Linked DNA regions of Homo sapiens: region 2 is linked to region 1. The links are chromatin loops, found by intact Hi-C in ENCODE. Cell type or tissue: endothelial cell of umbilical vein. All regions are shown on one strand. Links, peaks and the distances in the headings refer to the core of each region. The heading gives the core; the rest is flanking DNA.

The links. Peaks named below come from ENCODE experiments on the same cell type or tissue, not always from the same donor. Only the 100,000 strongest peaks of a DNase experiment are listed, where the experiment ranks them.
Region 2: a loop joins it to region 1, with 3.0 times the contacts of the local background. A loop is called at or near these places in 9 of 110 quality-filtered maps.

The regions. Positions count from the first base shown.
Region 1 is chr2:219,217,551-219,220,050 of GRCh38, forward strand. It overlaps ABCB6 (ATP binding cassette subfamily B member 6 (LAN blood group)), which reads right to left and starts at 1,408. Exons shown (of 19, transcript NM_005689.4): 1 at 575-1,408; 2 at 120-257. The coding sequence starts at 1,123. ATG9A (autophagy related 9A) reads right to left here. Exons shown (of 16, transcript NM_001077198.3): 16 at 1,830-2,500. RefSeq lists an enhancer at 625-1,492 and a silencer at 738-847. In endothelial cell of umbilical vein, for the core only: no CTCF peak of the experiment used is centred there; DNase peaks (open chromatin) are centred at 461, 991 and 1,471; H3K4me3 peaks cover 1,384 bases; H3K27ac peaks cover 2,036 bases.
Region 2 is chr2:219,053,499-219,064,265 of GRCh38, forward strand. IHH (Indian hedgehog signaling molecule) reads right to left here and starts at 7,423. Exons shown (of 3, transcript NM_002181.4): 1 at 6,655-7,423; 2 at 3,935-4,196; 3 at 926-2,367. The coding sequence starts at 6,969. The coding sequence ends at 1,709. It overlaps MIR3131 (microRNA 3131), which reads right to left and starts at 5,252; the gene lies at 5,190-5,252. It overlaps LOC124906120 (a long non-coding RNA gene), which reads left to right and starts at 8,195. Exons shown (of 3, transcript XR_007088092.1): 1 at 8,195-10,767. In endothelial cell of umbilical vein, for the core only: a CTCF peak has its summit at 4,666 (motif pointing right); a DNase peak (open chromatin) is centred at 4,673; H3K27me3 peaks cover 1,779 bases.

The sequences.
Region 1 (2,500 bases), core at 1-2,500:
GGAGAATCGCTTGAACCCGGGAGGTGGAGGTTGCAGTGAGCTGAGATCACGCCACTGCACTCCAGCCTGGTGACAGAGCAAGACTCCGTCTCCAAAAAAAAAAAGAAACTGAGGTGTACCTGGCTCCTTTCCACATCTTGGTCCTCTTCATGAACCTGCAATGTATAGGACTGGGGACGAAGTCCAGGGGCCCAGAGACCCAGGACAAACAGCCCTCCAGAGACCACATACCGCAGCACCCACAGGCTAAACTGAACCTAGAATGAAATATAAGTGGAGAGAGTATCATTGAGGATAAAATTTCATTGTATTACTACTTATAATAGGGCCGGGGACTGGTGTCATGAACACATTCAGCACTTACAGGCTTAAAAAAAAAAAAAAAAGCAAAACCACAGTGACTCAGCAAAGACACACCCCACCAGCTGGCTATCAGCTCCCGGCAGGACTCAGCCCCTCCCTTCTCCCTTTGCTTAGAGGCATCCTAAAGCCTGGAAGCAGTGTGACTGGACATGCAGTGCTTTCTCCCAAGCCCGGCCAGCAGAGGCTTCCCCCTTCCCACAGAGTCCCTCACCTGCTGGCCCAAGTCTGCCCTTGCCCACCACCACTGTGGGCTGTTCCAAGACACCAGGGCCAAGTTCTCAGCTGCAAACGCCACAGTCCAGAGGAGCAGGAGACCAGGGCTGTGCCTGAACTTGATCCAGATGCCCATTGCCAGACGCTGCCGTGCCTGGCTCCGCTCCACGACAAGCAGCCACAGGCCACAGGCGCCGGCCAGACTCTCCAGCACGGAGGCCAGAAGTAGATAGCTTGGCAGTGGGGCCCCCCGGGCAGTGCCCACCCGGCCAGCCAGGCCGGCCAGGGGCAGCGCCGCCTGAAGTGTGGCCAGAAGCAGCTGCAGCACGTAGGGAGAGATGCGAGGGCCGGCCCCCCAAGACAGCGAATCAGCACCAGCGGGCCGCTCCCGGCGTCTGCAGGGAAGAGCCAGCACCAAGGCCAGAGTCCCCAGAGCCATCCGCGTCGAGGGCACGAGCGTGAAGAAGAAGCAGGGACTCAGGCCATCCTGCATCCAGGCCGGACCCACGGGCCCTTCGGCCTCGCAGTAGTTGCCCACAGTCACCATGGCAATGCGTGGACGCCGGCCGAGGCTGCGGGCACTGCGGGACCGGAGGCCGGGACTGGTCACTCGGAGAGGGGCGCGGACATCCGGGTGCCTTGGCTCACGTAGCCGCTGGGCGCCAAGCTGCGGGGGTCCCGGGAAGGGACGCACGTGGACCAGGCCTCACCGCCCACTCCCCTAGCGCACGCGCCGCCGCCACGCACTCACGCAGGGCACGTACGCCGTCTCAGCACGGCCCCGCTGGCTCTGGGCCCGGGACCCTCCTGCCAACTGCAGGCCCACGGGAATGCTCGGTGTTGGACTCGCACCGCGCTCCACGGCTGTAGCCCCGCCCACAGCCCCTACCCACGGCTCCCATTGGCCAAATGTCTCCGAGGGGGGAGCGGGGGGAATGGTGCAGGCAACGAATGCAAATTAGAGAAGCAGAGCCGGCTTGGTCACGTGCCCAGGGCGGGAAATCTGACGACCAGGCCGAGCTGGAAACCTCCACGGAATCGTGGCTCGGGGCTGGAAACAGACCTCACGGAATCCTGGCTCGGGGCAGGACACAGACCTCCACGGAACTGTGGGTCGGAAGCTGCCCTTCCGCCAGCCGCCTTGCTCAGCGTATCTGAGCGACGGCCTAAACATACTTTCTTCTAGACCCCGGCAGAGTCCCCATCCCATTTCTCTTGTTCCCAGGATTCTAGCCGCGCGAGACAACAAGAAGTCTGGTCAAACTCCCTTTTTATTAAGGGTTATCAAGCTGTACACGGTCCCTACCCTGCTCCGCTCCGAGTTCGGGCAGCGCAATTCACCACTCTCCCAAAGCCGGACCACAGCTGGGTGAGGGGTGGGACAGAGAGTAGGAGCAGTCCCAGCATGCAGTGCAGCAGCCCAAAGCCTCGGGCGAGGCATCGCCCTTCATCCCCCTTCAGGGCACAGCGAGATGCGGGCCAGAGCTCTTTTGCTGGGACGCACACAGCCAAGGTCACCCTCCAGCCCGGTCTGTCCCATGTGCAGGTGATGGGGGGTACGATAAGCAGCAATGAGGGCCCAGGAAGACCTCAGTCTCCTGGGGGCCCATCCTAAAAGATGGCAAGGGCAGCAAAGTATTTCCATCCTGCTCCTACAATTTAGAAACCTTCTTTTTTAGTGTCAAAATATAGCGTTGAGGGGAGCTGGACGCTAGGGTCTTCACCCTAACGCAAAGCAAAAGCCGAACGGAACGGGAGCAAGCGAACAGAACAGGAGCAAGCAGCACACACAGGCCAGTGATGTGCAAGAAGCGGAGAGAGGTGAGCCGGCTGCAGCACTGGGCGAGAACTGCGGGTGAGGTAAGGGCCACAGCCTGACCTGCTCATCTATTGAGGGGGCTAGGGAAGGTTGCAGGGGTTGAGG
Region 2 (10,767 bases), core at 3,700-6,199, 160 kb before region 1:
CTGGACTAAGCAGCAGTTCTTGAGTGTGGCCCATGGACCATCTGCCATGTTTGGGGTGTTTGCAAAACTAAGCTCCTGGGCTTTGCACTGGATCTATTAAAGTGGAATCCTGGGCCGGGCGTGGTGGCTCCTGCCTGTAATCCCAGCACTTTGGGAGGCTGAGGTGGGTGGATCACAAGGACATGAGATCGAGACCATCCTGGCTAACACGGTGAAACCCCGTCTCCAGTAAAAATACAAATAAAAATTAGCCAGGCATGGTGGCGTGTGCCTGTAGTCCCACCTACTCAGGAGGCTGAGGCAGGAGAATGGTGTGAACCCAGGAGGCAGAGATTGCAGTGAGCCAAGATTGCGCTACTGCACTCCAGCCTGGCCAATAGAGTAAGACTCTGTCTCAAAAAAAAAAAAAAAAAAAAAAGTGGAATCCTGGAAGTGGGGCCAGGAATCATCTTTAAACAAGCTTCCCAGGTGATCCTGACATTTGAGAACTGCTAGATTAGGGATCTCTGACCTGTCCGAGAAGTCAGAATAGCCCACAAGACAACGTGAATTTTACAGAATCTTTTCACACTGTGGTCCATTACCAACAGGGAAGAGTCAGAAGCCCAGGCCCTGAGAGCACAAGGGCATGGTTATAGATGAGTAAGGTGACCATGGACTAGTCAACTCTGTTCTCTCTCGGGTCCATCCTTGTTTGGGGTAAATGGTGAGGTCAGTGTGGGAAGGTCCTGCCCTGTGCAGAGCACAGCTCTCTGTAGGGGCTTTGCAGAGCTACTGGGTGGGAATGGACCTGCAGTGAGGGTGGGAGGCCTGGAGTTTTTGTCCTTGGAGGAAGGTGAGCCAGGCCTCTCCGAGGAGGGGAGAAAACCCTGGACACAACCTTCCAGGGCTCCAAACTATCTGTGAGCATCCTGGACTCTGTGGCTCTAACAACTTAAATAATTTTTATTACAAAAGGAAGAAAAGACCAAAACATCCCCAAAATTCTCCCATGGGCTTCCCCCTCCACTCCAATAAATAAGGTATGGGAGACTGACCGGCGGAGGGGGTGGGGATCATGGTTCAGCAGAAGGGGGAGCTTAGCCGGGGGGGTGGCAAGCACATCCAACCCACCTCCCCCAGTCCCCGGCACTACGGTCACATTGGCCAGAACACAGAACTCTGCCCACAGACAGCAACAGTCTCTGGATGTGTCTTGAGGAGTGTGGCCGGGGAGGAATGTCATACCTCAGAATGGCCGGGATGGCTGCCCCACCCCTGTGGCCTTCCCAGTTCTGGACAGCATCGGGTCCAGCCAGATCCATGCTGGCTCCCAGGGAATTTAGCAGCATCAACTGAGGCGCAAGCCCACCCAAAGGGGCCTAAGATGGATGGAATGGGCCCTCCCCAATGGGGGAGGCAGAGTATGAAAACTCGTAGTGAGAGCAGGCTGAGTTGGGAGTCGCCGTGCCAGCCTCAAGGTCTCTAGGAGAGAGGGGTCAACAACCATCCCCTCGCCAGCTCAGCTTGCAGCTCTATGACTACACCACGACGGGGGTGGGGGACGCTGGTGTTGCCCAGTCAAGTCTCAATGGTGTATCTTCATGGCAGAGGAGATGGCAGGAGCCAGTGTCCCCCAGCTCAGGTCCCTTCCAGGGCCAGCTCCCTCCTGGCTGAGAGGCTTCTGGACCCAGTACAGCAGTTCCAGGAGGGCAGCGGTGGAGTCCTTTCAGCTCCCTGCCCCGGACATGCCCAGTGGGTGGAAGCTGCCCTCTTCTAGCAGGAGACGCCCCAGGCGGTAGAGCAGCTGGGGGTACCAATGCACACCCTCCCCCGGAGTCCAGCTGCCCCATGCCAAGCTGTGAAAGAGTCTCAGGGGCCAGAAGGCCAACTGAGCCAGGTGGTGGTCAGCCACGGCCGCGAAGCAGGATGCCACCACATCCTCCACCACCAGTGTCCCATGCTTTGTGAGCGGGGCGTAGGCCCCGAGGGCCACGTGTGTAGAGACAGCTGCCACGCGGGCAGGCTGCAGGCCTGGCACCCCAGCCACCAGCACGTACTGGCCAGGCTGCACGTGGCTGGCAAATGTGGCCCGGAAGCGGGCTGCCGGCTCCGTGTGATTGTCAGCCGTAAAGAGCAGGTGAGCGGGTGTGAGTGCCAGGCGGCGTGGGGGGTCCTGAGTCTCGATGACCTGGAAGGCTCTCAGCCTGTGAGGCTCGCGGTCCAGGAAAATGAGCACATCGCTGAAGGTGGGGCTCCCATCCTCCCCCATGGCCAGCACACGGTCTCCCGGCCTCACGGCTGACAAGGCCACACGCGCCCCACTCTCCAGGCGTACCTGGGCTCCGGCAGGGAAGCAGCCGCCCGTCTTGGCTGCGGCCGAGTGCTCTGTGGGAGAAAGGGACATGAAGGTGTTACTGCTGTGCAGCTCAGCCTCCTGGTCACAACGACCCTCCCTTGGCCACCCCAGCCAGCCAGAGCTCCTCTTGCTCCCAGAGAGCCCCCGTCACCATATCCCAGCTCCTGCCCCCCACTTCCTATGCAGGCTTGAACCCATACTTCACTGCCCCCATCCCCTTACTCCAATGTGATCTTCTGTGACCCCCCTCCCCAGCCTAATACCTTGCCAAGGAGCATAGTGGGGCTCCAAGACCCAGTGGATGAGAAGGAAAGGGCTACCTCATGGAAGGGGGAGGTTGCTTAGCTCCTCCGAGGCCTAGATGTTCTGTTATTTCTCACCCCTTGCTCAGACACTTCCCAAAAATTGCCCTCTCAGGCTGACTCCCCAGGTTCTGTAACAGAGCTGGACCTTTGAATGTAGGGATGTGAGAGGAGCCCACCCAGTGGGGCAAAGGCAGACTCCTGGGCAGCCTCGGAGTGAATGTTTGGGTCAGGGGCAGGCCAGGGGCGAGGACACAGTCACCATCTTCAGTTCACATGCTGAGTCCCTGTGCAGGGACAGAACACTGCGGCATCAGCAGGTGAGCTGGAGAACAGTGTTTGGGGGTCAGGAGTAATGAATGGAAGTGGTTGTCGTGGGTCAATGTTTGCAGTGAAGGGTGGATGGGCCTTGCAGTAGACACAGTTGGCAGGGGAAGTATTGAGTGGAAGGTTCAGGGTGTGGTTGTGGGTCAGGGTAGGGTCAGGAATATCAAAATGTGGGCCTGGGCTCAGTGTGCGGGTCTATGAGAGTGCAACTATTACACGCTGCCAGTGTGAAAGGCTGAGCCGGCAGCCAGGTGGGGCTTGGCTGGGAGCCACACAGGAACCATTTGGAGCCTCCATGGCTGGGTTCAGTGTAGGTGACAGGGTGCTGACAAGACTTGAGGGAGGGGTGAGGCCCCAGTGCCTGCCAATTCTGATCAACAATGCGGCCAATCTGGGAAAATCCACTTTATTGAGTCCACTTTGTTTAGTCTGGCTCTCCTGGCTGGCTTTGCCCCAAAATGTCCAGCTTCAGGGCACAGGGGGAGAGGTTGGGGACGCCTGCGCCCCAGGGAGGGCTGACCTGCAGCTGGGTGGTGGGTTCTGAGCCTCTGGGCTCCTGGTCAGGCATGCAGGTGTCTGGGCATACCCCGGCTCCTGGCCCCACCACCCGCCTTGTTCTGTGCCAGGTGGGGTGGGGAGGCCTTGTCTGGCAGCCTGGCTTCCTCCATCTGTCCAGCTTGCTCTGTCTTGCACCTCCTGTGGCAGGCTCTGGACTGTGGGCCACCAGGTCAGCACCCAGCAGCCCTGGGACAGGGCCCTATCGCCCTAGGCTCCTACCATGACACTGCCAGGCATGGGATGAGCAGGCAGTCACGGTCAGGAGCAGCCTTGGAGAGCGCCGCTGATGTCCTCTTCCCCCGGATCCCTGCCTCCATCCCCGGGCGGGCTCTTCACCTTCTCGGCACTACTCCTCCTGCCCATGCCCTGCGGCCCCGGCCCCGGGCCCAGCCCCCCGGCGGCGGCTCACCGGACTTGACGGAGCAATGCACGTGGGCCTTTGACTCGTAATACACCCAGTCAAAGCCGGCCTCCACTGCCAAGCGCGCCAGCAGTCCATACTTATTGCGGTCGCGGTCTGATGTGGTGATGTCCACCGCGCGGCCCTCATAATGCAGGGACTCCTCTGAGTGGTGGCCGTCCTCGTCCCAGCCCTCGGTCACCCGCAGCTTCACACCGGGCCACTGGTTCATCACCGAGATAGCCAGCGAGTTCAGGCGGTCCTTGCAGCGCTGGGAGAGGAATGTGCGCGAAATCAACCAGAGCGAAATCAGCCGGAGGAGCCGGCCGAGGTGCAGGTGTAGGCGCAGCCTCGCCCAGAACTCTCCCGCCACACCCAAGGGAGCTGGAAGCCCGGGAGGGTGCTGTCCCTCTCCCTTAGGAACAGAGGGCCCTGAAGTGCTCCCTCCCTAGCATACAGCCGCCCCCGGGGATCTGGACCGCACGGCGGTATCACAAATCTGGAGGAGGCATGGAGGCAAGCGCCCTGGCGGCGCCTTCACTGGTAGGTGGAGGTCCCCTCTCTCCTGTGCTGTCTTCAGCTCCGGGTATCCATCCCTCCACAGACAGGACTACACCTTTCAGCGCCCGGTCCCTCTGTGCCTCCAAGGCAGGAGGGCCAGCCAGCGGCCGGGAGGGAGGAGTGGCAGCAGAGCCGACTGCCTGCGGCCGGCCTGCGAGGCGTGCAAGGCCCGAGGTGCCCAGTAGGTGTCACCGCAGCCTCAGGGCTGAGGCCTGGGGACGACAGGCTCTGGAGGCGCGGCAGGTGCAGAGCGTCTCGGTAGCTTCAGGGGGTGTGTTGGAGGGGAATCGCCGGCCTGCCTGGATCCCTCGAGCACCACCGAGGATTCCCGCCGGGACCCTCTTATAATCTTAAACCGGCCCACAACCCCGCCAGAGATGACAGGGCCAGGGAACCAGAAACCGGCGGATTAGCGCCAGGGCCGCCCAATGGGGGGCCACATGCAACGTCTTCCTCTGCAAGGCGCAAAAGGGGCTGACAATCCCAGACCTCCAGGACCTCTGCACCGGTGCCCCGCCCCTATACCGTAGGAAGGAACTCCATAAACCAAGCTTCTGATCTCAGGGAGCCAGCTCCACCATCCTCCTCACGTGGAGTTGGGGTAGAGCCGCGCCCTGGGGGAAGGACCGAAGCGGTCATCCTTGGTTGCTGCCTCCTGGTGTGCCTGGGTCCTGAGAGCCCAAGAGACTGTGCAGCTGACTCTGAGAAGAAGCTGGGGCCAGGGCCTTGGTCTGAGGGGAAAGGCCCTTCCACCAGTCCTCGACTCTGAGACTCTGAGATTCGAGGCGCCAACAAGTGTGGGCAGCCCAAGTCTCAACCTACCCCCACCCTGCAGAGCCCGGGCCTCACAGACCCTTGGACTCAGCCTTCCTAGGAGCCAATAGCAGCTACAACCCAGGGCCTCGCAGGTCCTCGCTGGTGCACAGCCTGGCTGGGGGTGCTTACTGCCCAGGGAGGGAGCTCCGCTTGCTCCTTCGTAGACCCTGCCGTCAGGCTTCTAGCCCCGCACCTATGCCCGCCTGCAGCCCTGGTTCCCCGCCTCTCTCCCTCACTGCCACCGCCCCCTCTCGGGTCCAGAGCCCGGGCGTGCGCTGTCAATGATTGCCCAGCCCGTGGCCCGGATCCTTATCTGCATTCCTCGGCGCCCGGCCCGGCCCGGCCACCAGCCAACCTTCGGCCCCGACACTGGCCGGCCAGCCCCGGCGCCAGGGTGCATGCTGAGGGCCCTGAGTCTAGCTGCTCTTCCCAACGGATCTAGAAAGCCAGGGGCCTGCTTTCAGGGGGAAGCCTCGGGAGACCCCGAAGGAAGGGGGTGAAGGTCTCTCCCCTCGCGGACCTGGCTGCTGGGAAGGAATTTGCGCCTCTAAGCTTGGGTGGAGCGCGGGTCCTACTCCAGCATGCAGAGACTAGCGTCAGCCCTGGTCCCTGCCTCCCTCGGCATCTCAGCCCCTCTTTTCCACTCCTTCCCGTCCCCACCACCAAGCCCAGGAATCCCCTAAGCTCAGTCCCAGAGCCCGAAGGCCCCAATAACCCACCCTTCCACCGCAGTAGCACCCCTCAGCTCTCCGGACAGACACGTGGGCTCGCTGGGCAGGTTCCTTTTCCCACCTCCGCCTCCCGATTCAACTCTTCCTCGCTGTTCTTAACCCCAGACCCAGCCGGGACGCTGCTCCTGGAAGGGGCAGCCCGTAGAACCAAGAGCGCACAGGGAGGAAAGGCCGTGGTGACCCTACGCACCCAGAGATTCTTTGCCTCAGGGGTGCCGAAAAGTTTCAAAATGAAAGGGGCACAGCTGTGCAGAAGGTTAGGCCGGGAGGGACTGCGTGGGTCCTGGAGGCGCAGGAGGCAGCCGGGTAGAGGTACCTCCGGGTGCAGCGTCTGGCTGAGCTGCCAGTACTTTGGGGCAGAGGAGCCGCCGCCAACCTGCTGGGCTGTGGGGCTTGGCAGCGGGGAGCTCTTCTAGCAGTCTCCTCCGGGCTTGGGGATGCCGACACTCCTGCCTGGACCCCTGGCCAGCCCATCTTGGGCAGGAGGCAGCGGGGCTTGGCGAGAGGGGCAGGTGCCAGGGAGCGTGCCAGCCAGTCGAGAAAATGTGCCAGGGGGTGGGTAGGGCCGGGCAGGTGGCCGTGCTTCGGTGGCGGCGCGCTGGTAGGGCGGATCGCGCTCACCTGGGTCATGAGGCGGTCGGCGCCTGTGTTCTCCTCGTCCTTGAAGATGATGTCTGGATTGTAATTGGGGGTGAGCTCCTTGAAGCGCTCGGAGCTGCGAGCGATCTTGCCTTCATAGCGTCCGCTGGCGCCCAGGGTCTTCTCGGGCACATTGGGGCTGAACTGCTTGTAGGCGAGCGGCACGAGTTTGCGTGGCGGTCGCCGGCGGCTGCCCACCACCCGACCCGGCCCGCAGCCCCATGCCGCCGGCACCACCAGCAGCAGCAACAGGACCAGGCAGAAGTGCAGTCGGGGCCGGAGCCGGGCGGGAGACATGGCCGGGGAGCCCGGGGGAGCGGCGGGCGAGGTCTCCTGGTGGGCTGATGGGCAGGCGCGTCGACGGGAGCGCTGCGGGGGCTCAGGCGTCCGGGTGGCTCCGGGGGGCTCCAGGCGGGGGCGCCATGGGCGGCGTGGTGCGGCCAGGGCCGGCGGGACTCAAGTGCGGGGCGGGGGCCCAGGGCCCGAGCTGGTGGCGGCGCGCTGTCCCCCTCGGCGCCTCGACTCTGAGCTGCCGGGCTCGCCGGCCGCCAATAAATAGGCCGGCCCGTTTGTTTTGGCAACGCGGCGGCGGCGGGGGGCGGCGGGCGGCGGGGCTGCGGGCCGCCGGGCTGGGCTGGGCTGGCCGGGCCGGCGGGCTGCAGGGCCCCGCGGTTAGCACCCCGGCCCGGCGGTCAGGCGGCTCGGGCGGAGCGGGAGCTGCTGCCGTCTGCGGCGCAGCCCGGGGCCGAGTGAGAGGGGAAATGGAAGAGATCCGGGCTCGGGCCCCGCGCAGACCGCACCCTACCCATGTCCCTGCCTCCTGTGCGCTCGACAGCGAACCTGCAGCAAGGGCAGCACAGCCTCCTCCCCCTCGGGCGGGCGGCCCCGGCACTAGCCAGCCCTCGTCCCGCTCGCGCCTCCGCCGCGCGTCCGCCCGCCCGCTGCCCTCTGCGCCCCCTGCGCTGCCCGAGTTTGCCCTCCCCGCCTGGACGCGCCCCACCCCGCCCTGGCCTCGCCTACCGGCTCTTCGCGGCTCTGGGGTGCCCCGCCAGGCGCAAACCTCCCGGACAGGAGCTGCCACCCCCACGGAGACCGCAACCCACGGCGCGGCCGGACGCGAGGGGCGGGGGGCAGTGGCCGGACCGCACAGCCGCCTACGGTGTCCCCTGCGGGGAAGCAAACCCAAAAGGCAGGAGGCCACTCATAACCTGGTGCCCCACCCTGGCCCGGGCGACGCGCCCTTTCAGCTTGGTGGAGCTGGGTTCTGTATCAACCTGGTGCACATCCCACAGCCTGCCTGTCGGTGTCAAACTGGGGATGGGGAGTCTAGCCTTTTGAAGAGTCAAATAGGGGGTTTTAAGTTGGAAACACTGTTGAAAGTGACAATATGAAGTTGCAAAGGGATAGGTCAATATGCAGAGAAGGGTAGCTAAAATGGTGACGTCAACAGAATACCGAGGAACCCCGACTGACCATGTTAAAGAGGGGCAGCAAAGATCTCAGTAACGGGGGCTTGGTATGAATGCCAAAATGATGCAAAGCCACCGGAACTGCTAAATAATTACTTGGTTCTATATTACACATCTAAAAGAGCAGAGAATATGTAGAAACAACTAGGAACGTGAACATGTGTTATGTGTTTTTATATGACATTCGAGAAAGCTGAATGAATTAGGATCCCTTCTGCCAAAACAAGTAAAGGCAAGTGTGTTAAAAAGCAAACAAAAAACATCACCACCACAACACCAAACTATATGATTTGACTGTAATAGATTCTACAAATCCAATAAAGGTAGAAATGAAAAGATGAGAAATAAAAAGACTTAAAAATTCTCACTCAAATGCTATTAATACAATAGGTACCATTTTATTGGTACTTATATTCCTGAACATGGTAGTTATTAGATATTATTGTACTATGTCTTCTACTTGCATTATCTAATTTAAACTCGAAACGGCCAAAGGAGCTATTACTGTCCACATTTTACGAATGAAGATATTGAAGTTCAGAGAAGATGAACAACTTGCTAGTGGCTGAAAAGCAGGGATTGAAGCCCATGACTCTGGCCCAGCCCCAGTTTTTGCCCATGCAGGTGCATTGTCCCTCTGTGCAGGACCAGTCCACTCAACACCACTGGGTTCGGGGCTGAAGTAGCTGTTCACAGATTTACTCACACTCTCTGGATCGGTTTTATAAACACAAATTCAGGATTGGATGAGACTCAAGAGAGTGCTTAATCTAAGCGCTTGATATTACAGAAAAGGAAACTGAGGCCCACAGAAAGAAATTTAGGATTGCTCCACTAGGAGTGGAGTGGTGCCTGCAATGTGGAAACAAAATGGATCGCCTCCTTTCCTCCCCTTTGCCCGCACCTTCTCCCCACCCCGCATGTTCTCTCTTGCATTAGCATTCAGATTCTGTTTCCTAGTCAAAGATGAATGTTGCTTCTTTTCCCTGAAAGCCTTCCAAGTGCTTTAACTTGTATTTTCCAGGGCTCAAGAACTATCTCTGCGATATTCTCCATCCCCTTTCCCTCCTGCCCCTCTACCTCAGATTTCTGGAACAGGGTCAGTACCTCTCACAAACCAAACAGGGGCTCTCTGTTTTTATGGAGTTCCATGAAAGAAAATTCCATAGGCTTCTGCGGTCACCTATCCCACTGTTTAATAATATTCTTCTAGAGAAATTTCGCCTTAAATTTAATCTATCTCCCTCCCTCTCTAATGCAAATTCAACTCGTTCCTCTTTTTCTGGCCTTAGGGATTAGGGCCATTATCCTGCTGATTATCCTTCATGCATTGTCTTGAAGAGTTGTTAAATTGCTTTCAATCTTCTTTTCTCCAAGTAAAAGACAATTTCTTTAAGTTCTCTCAGAGGTTCTAATTTATAACCATTTATTAGCTTTTCCATTCTTCCTCTCATTTCTCCTCTCTCAGACTGTAATTCTAACCTATTAAATACAAATCTGGTAAAGATCTGATCCATGTCAAATAAGTTTTTATGCTATAAGTACTCCCATAGCTTGCCATCAGGTGTGCCTCTGCAGCAGAGCCACCTCGTTGGTTGAGACTGGGCTTCACCAAGACCAGACCCTCCTCTGCCAGGCTAATTTAGGAACAGTGATTAGGGTGTGTGCTGGAGAAGCAGAGGGAGACCAGCGTGTATCAAGTCTTTTCTCTCTGCCAGGTGCTTTACACAATTAGTAAAATCTCCACAATAATCCTCTGTGCATGACATTATTCTCATTTTACAAATTTATAACTCCAAGATCTAGATGCCAAGTAACTTGCCTGGGGTCCCAGAGCTAAAATTTGAACCCAGAGCTTTTGCACTCCAAAGCTATACTCTTTTCTCAGGACATAATGGTGCTCCAAGATCTGAATCTCAAATTTGGGTCAACATCAGTCCAACCTCCTTCAGTGGAGGAAGGATGGAGACTGGGAGCACCATAATTTCTACAGCAGTGACCTGGAGCACTTTAAATCCAACCTGGGGCCTCAGTATCCGGGTCATTTCTTGGCTGCCTATGTTCTTAGCTGTTCAGTAGGTGTTGGGTGGCTTTTAAACTGGGCTAGTAGCTCCTTAGACCTATCAAACAAGGCCTGGTTCTTTTTCTGATCATTGCCAGCCTCTGTCAGCAGTATTAAAATTGGACGGGGGCAGAGTATGCCACTATGGAAGCTCCAGTGGCATACAGCCTGGGACATGTGACCTCATTATCAGGAGAGAGATGCAGTGATCGAGCCTCACTGGGCTCGACCCTCCTGGGCCTGCTGGTAAAATCACTTTCTTCTTTCACCTTTAGATCTCTTCTATCCTTCAATCAGCTCTATTTTGAAGAGAACAAATTATCTATTGCTTTGGATAATATGATTAATTTTTTGTTTAGAAAAGTGAAAGTTAAAAAAATAGGTTAGAAATGGAGGGAAATACATAATAGAACATAATTTAAATATCTACTTAGTAGACTACCATGTTAGTATTTTTAGTCAATCTTAATTTAACACTATATAGTAGAAATACATTGTACTTATAGTATATACATGATATTCTATAGCATATCTTCACATCCACATACATACTGCATAGGTCCA